Linked DNA regions of Homo sapiens: region 1 is linked to region 2. A link is a contact called in ENCODE Hi-C or POLR2A ChIA-PET data. All regions are on one chromosome and are shown on one strand. The core of a region is the stretch at or near the end of the contact, and the rest is flanking DNA. Distances in the headings are between cores, read along the strand shown.

Region 1 (5,342 bases), core at 2,225-4,724, 85 kb before region 2:
GCCTCCCAAGTAGCAGCTGGGATTACAGGCATGCACCACCATGCCCAGCTCTTTTTTTTTTTGAGACAGAGTCTTGCTCTGTCACCCATGCTGGAGTGCAGTGGAGCAATCTCAGCTCACCACAACCTCCGTGTCTGGGGTTCAAGCAATTCTCCTGCCTCAGCCTCCCAAGTAGCTGGGATTACAGGCACGTGCCACCACAATGGGCTAATTTTTGTATTTTTAGTAGAGACGGGGTTTCACCATGTTGGCCAGGCTAGTCTCGAACTCCTGACCTCAAGTGGTCTGCCCTCCTCGGCCTCCCAAAGTGCTGGGATTACAGGCATGAGCCACCACGCCTGGCCCTGGCTAAATTTTGTATTTTTAGTAGAGGACAGGGTTTCTCCATGTTGGCCAGGCTGATCTCAAACTCCTGGCCTCAGGCGATCTGCCCACCTTGGCCTCCATAAGTGCTGGGACTACAGGCGTGAGCCACCACGCCCGGCCTTGTGGCCTACCTTTTATATGAGCTCATATAAAAATCCATATAAGTAATAAATGAACATAATCTTATAGATTTCAAATAGTGAGGATGTTAAGTACTCTCAAATGATATACTGGTGTTGCTTTTTAAAGAAAAAACTAAAATACATACTAGTGATCTTTCCATGACAATATGTATAGACCTACCTATTATTTTTCATAACCACAAAGCATTCCATAAATGAATATATCACAATTTATTCCTTTATTAGGAGTATTATTTCCAACTGTTTGCCATTAAAAGATGCTGCACTGAATATCTGAACATAGGTGTGAATGCTTCCACAAATAAAATTTCTAGAAGGAGAATTAGTGGGTCAAGAAAATTGAAATTTTGATAGATATTCCTGAACCGCCCTTTGTATACATTCTCACCAACAGTGGGACCTATTCCTCCACACCCTCAACAACACTGAGCATTATCAATCCTAACACTTTTATCATCTCATGTGTCAGATTTCTTTAAGCTACTACTTTTTAAGTATGAATATGTCAGATACTAGCTCATTTAATTCACATTGGTTCATTTAATCATAACAAATATACCTACAAAGTAGGTATCTGCATTTTTTTTTTTTTTTGAGATGGAGTCGCGCTCTGTCACCAGGTTGGACTGCAGTGGTGCGATCTCGCTCGGCTCACTGCAACCTCCACCTCCCAGGTTCAAGCGATTTTCCTGCCTCAGCCTCCTGAGTAGCTAGACTACAGGTGCGCACCACCACGCCCAGCTAATTTTTTGTATTTTTAGTAGAGACAGGGTTTCACCATGTTGGCCAGGATGGTCTCCATCTCTTGACTTCATGATCTGCCCGCCTCAGCCTCCCAAAGTGCTGGGATTACAGGCGTGAGCCACTGCGCCCAGCCGGTAACTGCATTTATAGATGAGAAAAATAAAGCTCAAAGTTACACAGTGAATAAGCAGCATGGGTCTAAACCTTGGTCAGATGTAAAAGTACTTGCTATTAATCACTATGCTTCTCTACTCACTTCAATTAAGCTGATGAAGATGTCTATATGTCTTAAGTCCAGGCATTCCTATAAAAATGTATAAACGGTAACACAAATTCTCAACCCTCATGTGTACCAGAAACTCCTAGGGAGCTTTCACAAAATAAAATGACATTGCTTGAGTCTTGCCCCCAGATAATGAGCCAATTCTTAACAACTTCACTGCTATCATCTTGGTGCAAGCTACCAATGCCTTGTACTTAGATTACTGTGATACTCTCCCAACTAGTCTTCCTGCTTCCAACTTATCTGCCCTCTGTCTGTTCTCCAGAGCAGCCAAAATGTTCCTGGTAAAAAGTGAGTCAGATATTACTCCTTTGCTCAAAACCTTCCAATGACTCCCCCATCTCACACAGAGTAGAAGCTAAAGTCCTTTCAATGACCTATTAATGACTTACAACAAAGCCCTACATGATCTGACCCGCATTACCTGTGACCTCATTCATGCCTTACTAAAGTCACTCCTTTTTAATTGTCTGATTCCTATCTCACACAATACCACCTCCATTCCCCCCACTTCCCCAAAAGATGGGTCACAAACTTAAATGTGAAAGATGTAAAAGCAACTGAGTAAATAGTGGTGCCTTTTACTAATACAGATGGGCATTAGAGGAGATGCAGGTGCTGGGGGTGGGTGAAATTGATGACCTAAAAAAATACTGGGAGGAGTCAAAAGGGAGTTAAAAAAGGGAAATTAAATAATCCTTACTTCAATTTCAGAGACAAATTAGGTAAATAACCAGTGGAAGTGATATGTGTCATTTGGAGTCCTCTGAGAAGCAGATGAGAGAGTTGGGAGTACAAGAGGTTTACTGCTAAAGATAAAAGGGGGAGGAAAGAGGACTGAGCACAGAAAACTTTCAGACCAGGCTGGGTGCGGTGGCTCACGCCTGTAATCCCAGCACTTTGGGAGGCTGAGGCGGGCAGATCACTTGAGGTCAGGGGTTCAAGACCAGCCTGGCCAACATGGTGAAACACAGTCTCTACTAAAAATACAAAATTATCTGGGTGTGGTGGTGGGCGCCTGTAATCCCAGCTACTCAGGAGGCTGATGCAGGAGAATCACTTAAACCCAGGAGGTGGAGGTTGCAGTGAACCAAGATCGCTCCACTGCACTCCAGCCTGGGCAAGAGCGAGACTCCACTTCAAAAAAAAAAAAAAATTAAGATTAAAATAAAAAATAATGAAAACTTTCAGACCATGATGCAGATTTGAAACCTATGAAGGAAGTGGCTGTGAAGCAGGACTGAGCAGAGAAAGCCTCAGACCTTGATGCAGATCTAACAAAGTCTTGGTCAACCCAGTAGGGTGCTTCAGAGCAAGACTGCCCATTAGAGGAGTCCTGCACTGAGCCAAAATGGATATGTCCTATTACCCATGCCATGCTCTATCACTGGCTGTGGATTTCCCAGGAAATTCAAGTTCTCAACCCCAAACCTAAAGGCCCTGAAGGTACTAACAACTGGAGGTTGTCAGCTAACTGCACTCCCTGAAACTGAAATTCTTTCTTAGAGAGACATCTAAGCAGTGCACCTGCATGGCTGCCACAGCATATGAGAAAGAGGATGAGTTTAACTGGTAGTGGGAATGAAGAGTGGACCCCAGAGAGCCATAAGCAGCCCAGTCACCATCACAATCTGGGAGGAGCCTACCGCTGCTGCATCAAGCCCCGCATCAATCACCATCTCTACAACATGAGTAGTGAGGCTAAGACCTGGCAGCCATCCTTTCCCCAACTGCCCGTGGCAGCCCCACAATATACTAATACCCACTAGTGGGGACAAGAAGATTATAGCAACAAAGGTTTTGGAGAAAGTAAAAGAGTTTAATAAAACACTGATATGGTTTTATCAGCAGAAAGGAAGGAAATATTTCAGCCTAAGGAAGATGCATTTTAATCAGACTACTGTGAAGAATAACCCTCAGCAGGAAATGAAGAGGCCGTGGTTGAGGTTAAAGAAATGAGACACCTAGCTATCAAATCTAGTTGGAAAAAAAAGAAAAAAGAAATGAGTTACCAAGGTGGATCTCCATGCAATTACCAGTAGAATTACCACAGTAATGAGAATGGGGAAAAATATGTGGATATTCCAAAAGGCAAGACCAACACAACCATTCTTATTGTTGGGCATCTACCATGGTATTCCCACCCTTCTAGGCAAGGAGTGACTTAATGTACCATAACTAGGTGTGCGAAAAAAAGGTGGGCCGGTGGAGCAAAATTCGTACCAGGACTACAGGTCGCAAATTCACAGAAACTTTAATCTCCAAAGACAGGCTAGAGAGATTGGCAATGAGAGGATAAAGCAAATCAAGGAGGCTGGGCACAGTGGCTCACACCTGTGATCCCAGCACTTTGGGAGGCAGAAGCAGGAGGATGGCTTGAGCCCAGGAGTTTGAGACTAGGTTGGCAACATACCGAGACCTCAACTCTATAAAAAAAATTTAAAAATCAACAGGGCATGGTGGTGTCCACCTACAGGCCCAGCAACTTGGGAGGCTGAGGTAGGAGGATTGCTTGAGCCTAGGAGGTCAAGGCTGCAGTGAGCTGTGATTGTGCCACGGCACTCCAGCTTGGGCAAGAGTGAGATCCTGTCTCCAAAAAAAAAAAAATCAAGGAGACAACATCCAGTATCAGCAGTCTCCTCAATATTGGAACCTCTATGACCTCAACCACCAGTGTACACATCCAGAAAGCCTTAAATCACAAGTTTGCAGAGTCAAAAGCATCTGATCTAAGACTAAACTCTAGAGGTTGAGCAGGGCAGGACTGAGAATTATGTTGCCTTATCTCTACCATAATCCAGTTTACTCATCCAACAAGAAGTGAATACGAAATTCCAGCAATAAGAAATGAATAGACAAAGTCTTAAGCATTTGCTTTTTGCCAATTAATCAGATAACTAGAACCATCTACACTACCTACAATACCAATGCAGCATGGGGCTTTTATTTGCACCAAAAGATGTCTCTAAAAAATGTTATTTTCTTTTTAAAAACCAACTTTACCCAATATGACTTTAAATATTTTTTAATTGTCGTATATATGGCTTTTCATTGAGCTACTCAAATACCTCTTTTTAAATTATAATACAAATTTATAATTTTTCTTTTTAAATTTTAATTTTTTTCTTTAACAAAGACATCCAATGATTTATTTAGAAAGTTAAGTAGTAAACACCTGTTAACAAAGGTGTTAAGTAATAAGAGAAACAATAATAAGATACATGAAAAATTTTTCAAAGGAAAAAATCATGATATGGTGACAACATACAGGCATAACAAGAAGGTTTCAAGCCTGGATGACTGGGAGAATGATGCCACTAGGGGGAGAACAATGAGATGCTCAAGTCTCAGTTGTTAATAGGGATCATGCATAGACGTTAATAAGACTAATCAGGACTAGAAATATCTTTCCCTAGAAAATGCAACAATCTTTCCATGTGGCCTTCCAATACCATCCCATTTCTCTGATCCACCTGAGAAAACTCCTGTATTCCATCTTCACTAACTCATTGCCCTTTGACTCTCTCTGATTCACCATTTACTTTACTGTGAATTATATCACATATACTTCCACATTAAAGAAAAATAATAATAGAGCAAATGCCTGTGTAACTACCACCAGCTAGGTTAAAAAACACTTTTGAAACCCCATACATTCCCCTCCCAAAGATAACAACTGCCAGGTGCAGTGGCTCACGCCTGCAATCCCAGCACTTTGGGAGGCTGAGGTGGGTGGATCACCAGAGATCAGGAGTTTGAGACCAGCCTGGCCAACATGGTGAAACCCCCTCTCTACTAAAAACACA
Region 2 (5,105 bases), core at 1,368-3,867:
AGTTAGTTATATTCCAGAAACTTAATTTTTTTCAACATACGAAAATGCACTGCTAAAATAATAAGTTTTTATTTTTCCTAAATCTTTCTTGGCTTCAGTGCAGCATCTGACACTCACTGTAAACTCCTCTTTCTTGAAAATCTTTTCTCTGTTTGATTTCAAAGAAAAATTAAGCTCTATTTTTCTTTCTATTTTTCTGGTTGCTCCTTTATAATCTGTGTCTGGTGCCTGCCTTATGATGGTGTATCCCAAGATTCTGTCCTTGACTTTGCTCATCTACCTTTACTCATTTTTCATAGATACACTCATCTTCAACCTCTGCTAATGTCTTGGTTATGCCTAGTTTTTGAGTTTTCAGTTCAGACCTTGCTGTGGAGCTTCAGAGCCATATAGTTTCTCAAAACAAGAACACCCCCGAATAGAATGTTTTATCTTCACATCCTTTCATCCAAAACACTCCAAAATGAAAACAACCAACAATGGCAACCTGTTCATCCTCCAGTGGTCCTGTGGCCTTCAATGGCACCACTACTCATCCTGTGGTCTTAGCCTGAAATCAGGGAGGCATCCTAGATTTCTTCCTCTCACTCTTGCTTCATATCCAAGCAGTCCCAAGAGCTTAGATGATTCTCTCTCTTTTTAAAAATTTTATTTTAGAAACAGGGTCTTGCTGTGTTGTCTAGACTGGAGTGCAGTGATGCAATCACAACTCACTGCAGCCTCAAACTCCTGGGCTCAAGGGATCCTCCCACCTCAGCCTCCAAAGTAACTGGGACTACAGGTGCATGCCACCATGCCCAGCTAATTTTGTTGTTGTTGTTGTTGAGGTGGGATCTCATTGTGTTTTCCAGGCTGAGATTCTCCCTTTTAAACAGCTTGAGTCATTCCACTTCTTTCTTTCCACTGTCTCTTATCCCTTCTTCCATTAGTGGCTTGAAGTTTTTGATATCGTCATATTACCTTCCTCCTTAAACACATCATTTTCTACCATCTGATCATGCTATGTCACTGCTTAAAATCTTTCCGTGGTTTCCAACTTGGCATGCAAAGTCCCTAATGATATGAGGCCTTGTCTATCTAGTCTCATTGTCAATCATTCTTCAGTGTCTACTTTACCAGTGCCTTGGACATAAACGCATTAGGCAGAGCCATGTTTCAGTGCCTGAGAAAGATGCAGTTCCCTCTGCCCTTAGCATGAAGCTCCTTCCCCTTCCTACTCATCCTCCCTTCATCTAGCTCGTATTCATCCTTCAAAACTCAGCTCCTGCTGAGACCATCTTTGGAAAAGTCCTCCTAGATGCCTCCACTACCCTGTCACCTAAGAACATATCTATCAAGATATTATCCTATTGTGAAGGGACTTGTCTCAAACTGATCTACAAAGTTCCTTGAAAACTCCTGGTTGGAGTTTACACTGGGATATGCCTACTAAATAGTAGGCTTCATAATGTATTTGTGCAATTAATGAAAATGAAGTTGTATAAACATATAATTACCTGTCAGTGAACCATTGTAATAGTAGATTACCAAAATGCACACAAACATTGACATATTGCCAGGTAGAACCTTTGCAAAACCTTTAGAAAAGGCTTTTGGCTGGGCACAGAGGCCCATGCCTGTAATCCCAGCACCCTGGGAGGCTGAGGCAGGAGGATTGCTTGAGCCCAGGAGTTTGAGACCAGCCTGGGCAACATAGTGAGACTGTCTGTATAAAAAGTAAATTTTAAAAAATTAACTGGGCACAGTGGCGTGCACTTATAGTCCCAGCTATTCCGGAGGCTGGGATGGGAGGATCACCTGAACCCAGGAGATCGAGGCTGCAGTGAGCCATGTTTGTGCCACTATACTCTGGCCTGGGTGACAGAGTGAGACCCTGTCTCAAAAAAACAAAAAAAAGGAAAAGGGTTTTTTTAAATCAATACTATATATTACACACACACACACACACACACACACACTCACACACACACATTGATAACATCTATATTGGCTTTTACTTTAAAAAGTTAATATACATAACAAAATTATTTATAAATAAATTATATATAATATAAAATTAATTTCACATTTTATAATATTATATAAAATTTTATATTTAGACAAGAAAAGTATATATACTTCAATTTTTTATATAATTTAATAATATTATGTATTTTAATATAAATTCATGCTATGTAAACGATAGGTATTATAAATTCTCTATATAAATTATAGATATAACACTTTACATGTAACATAAGTTCTTTTAATATAATTTTTGAAAGGAAATGCCATTGTAGATGTTGCCAATGAGGACTTTTGAGTAGGTGTAGTATTTTTCATGAAGTAGCTCACAGTTTTTGCCTCTTTAAACTGATTGTCAACATATGGGTAAATAACAATCTGCTGACTTTGAAAAATTAGTTATAATCCATTTCACATAATGCATGCAAAACACAGCAGGCAATGGCCCATAATTGAAGGATTAGTTTGGGGCCTTAGGGTGGTTTTTAAAATTCACAGGCTGATAGAATGTTACACCCCATATGGACCCAGAATATTCTCATCAGGGAGTTTCCAGTACTCTCGTTCCTCCTACAGAATACCACGTGTTCCATGTTCAGGAGAGCACTTCCTCCATCCATCAGTACAGCAGCTGGAGATCTTCCCTGGTGATAAAGTAGGCAGGAGGCTGAAAGCGCCTTATAGGAATCTGAATCCTGCCTGAATAGATTTGTTAAACCACTTAGGTCATTTCTAATTTTTTCTGCTGTCGAAGGCACACTGCAGCTTTTCCTTGTCTTGTGCCTGAACCTTACATCCTGCTACAATTGCTCTATGTGCACCATTCCTTTTGGATTTTAGTGGCTTACCAGTGTAGAATTAGAGGCTGCTCTGTTATCTTTTACTTTTCCTCACTGTGGTTTTTACTCTCACTTTACTCCCACCTATCTGCGTTGATTTGTGCTATTTCCTGTGTATGATTTGCACGTCTGCAGTTGCTTTTTGTCTCTAGTTACTGCTTTCTTTTCCTGTTTGTCTTGTTCTTGTAGGACCCTTTCTGACTCTCTCAAGAGAGACCTTTTCAACCCCAACTCCCTCTGGTCTAATCCTAACCAGCACCAGCTGGTTGGGAAGTAGAGCAGGAACTCTGGCTGCCCTAATCTACATGGTGCTCTCTGCTCCTGGGCAGAGGTGTGTTTTTATATACTATTCTCTTGAGTATGAAATGCCTGAACAAAGCAGTGATTTGGCAAGCCTGAAGCCACACACTGGGGCTCATAGTAACTTGCTTCTACTAGCAACGTGAGCATTAGAAACATTTCCTGGCCAAGTAGGCTTGAATTCGCTAGAAGTAGGGGTGCAATGAGTCTGGGTTCACTTTGCTCAGGGTGACAAGGCTGTAGAGTATTGGTTAATTGTCAAACTCTTTTGTTTAAGAGACAAGGTAAACATACATACATACATAGAGAAGCTTTCTAGGGTTACTTAGGCTTTATGTGATTACTAGCAGAAATGTTTTATTTGCAAGCAAAGCTTATAAACCACCTCTTAGATATCTTTGCAAAATGAAGCTAAAACATGGTTTAAAGAATCAAAAATATAAGATATTTACAATGATTTATAATTGAATCAGGAATGCATTTGGTATTTTTTAAAAGGAATAATTGGCTAAGATTTAAATTAATTTGCTTTCCTTAAAAACCCAGAGCCTAAACAATGGAAAGAAATAGAAACAGTTACACTGGGTGTGTGAGGGGTGGAGGCGGGGGACCCAACTGGGACTGAAATTTCTTGGAGAAAATCTACAAAATCAGCCAAGCACACATGGATTGTGTGACTTCATTTAGTTGGAGGAGAACTGAGCAACCCACTGATCTCAAATGTCTTTCCCCAGGAGAAATAATCTCTCTTGTCTTGGAATGGCTGTAGCACTGAAAGTCTATTCCACCCTTGGCACTTACCTTAATCTATGCTGTAATATTATCTCTTTTAGAAATGTTTTTATCTCTTCATTATAACAATTATCTTTTTATGTGCCTGACTTACCTAGGATGCTCATTCATTCCGGTGGCCTGGAACAGTTCTGATTTGCGCCCGTTGCCATGGTTTAATTAATAGTGCCCCCTTTCACTCTCAGAAGTGTCTTGGTTTGGATGATAAATTATAAGGTTCCTATAGTCTTATCCCAACTAAACGGAAAGTTCCTGTGTTAGTCAAGATCCCAGCAAGAAACAGAATATTCTGTGGGGATTTTTGAAGAGATAAAAGTCCCTTTAATAAAGGGACTATTTACAGATGTGTGGGCAGAGTTAAGAGCATCAAAAAAGGATGTTGAGGCACCAGGCCTGAAAAGGTAAAGGGAAGAAATGATGCTATTGGAGCTTACCTGGGGGGCAGAGCCTTTGAAGAGGGGCCACCCTAGAGAAGCCATAGTCCTGGAAGGACTCAAACACTACAGAATGGGCCAAGCAAGGGAAGACATTCCCTACCACTCTGTCCTCCCACCCATCTATTACCTATCTGTGCCTTCTATTGGTTGAACCCAAATGCAAGCCAGAAGGCAAAGGAGCCCTGGTGATAAAGTTGGAAGGTGTTCGTTTCCTTGGGAAGAAGAGCAGGGAAAGGCAGAGAATGAATTGAGGGGGATCAGGGTATCTTGGGTCCTAGGGAAGTGGCAAACAGGAAATAAAGCTTCCTAAGGGGAGTCTCTTTGTCTTCAAGTCAATTAAAAACACATGTGTGCACACACATGCAAAACACTACAGGAAAGGCCATGATTGGCAAGACTTGGCAGCTATTTAAGGGAGATATTCTCTACAATGGGGAACAAGAAATAAACTTAAGGAAGTTAAATTGCAGACTGAAGGTAAATAGCAGACTACAACAATATTAAGCAGTATGTGGTGATTGTCAGATTAATGGTGTAGGCCCTAGATGTTAAAGGAGTTTGAAGGATGAAAGATCACAATGGGCTGGAGCAATCTCAAAAAATAATTTATGGAAGAGGAGAGGTTTTCAGCAACATTGAAATTAGAGCCAACTTATATAGGCAAGAAGGAGAGGTTGATCTTCTTTGGGGCAATGGCATCGACAAGATCACAGGTGTTAGCCTGAAACACATC

The links. Hi-C counts contacts between places; a loop is a spot of excess contacts on that map. ChIA-PET counts read pairs that join two places held with the same protein, here RNA polymerase II (POLR2A). Pooled maps may share reads with other maps.
Region 1: a pooled map shows a loop between it and region 2 (2.4-fold over the local background). The contact joins two enhancer-like sites. A Hi-C loop is called at or near these places in 3 of 168 maps with a recorded cell type or tissue (astrocyte of the cerebellum, heart right ventricle and naive thymus-derived CD4-positive, alpha-beta T cell) and 7 of 50 pooled maps. POLR2A ChIA-PET finds 5 or more read pairs at or near these places in 3 of 52 experiments (OCI-LY7, T-cell and activated CD4-positive, alpha-beta T cell).

What each region holds. Positions count from the first base shown.
Region 1 is chr5:62,340,108-62,345,449 of GRCh38, reverse strand. The region is part of intron 1 of KIF2A (kinesin family member 2A); the gene reads right to left. Among named protein-coding and RNA genes, the nearest start is that of KIF2A, 37 kb to the right of the region's middle. Within about 2 kb of position 3,474, at least 2 of the 41 ENCODE cell types and tissues checked have a DNase peak (open chromatin) inside an H3K27ac peak, as active enhancers do.
Region 2 is chr5:62,254,448-62,259,552 of GRCh38, reverse strand. No RefSeq gene overlaps it. Among named protein-coding and RNA genes, the nearest start is that of KIF2A, 49 kb to the left of the region's middle. Within about 2 kb of position 2,617, at least 8 of the 41 ENCODE cell types and tissues checked have a DNase peak (open chromatin) inside an H3K27ac peak, as active enhancers do.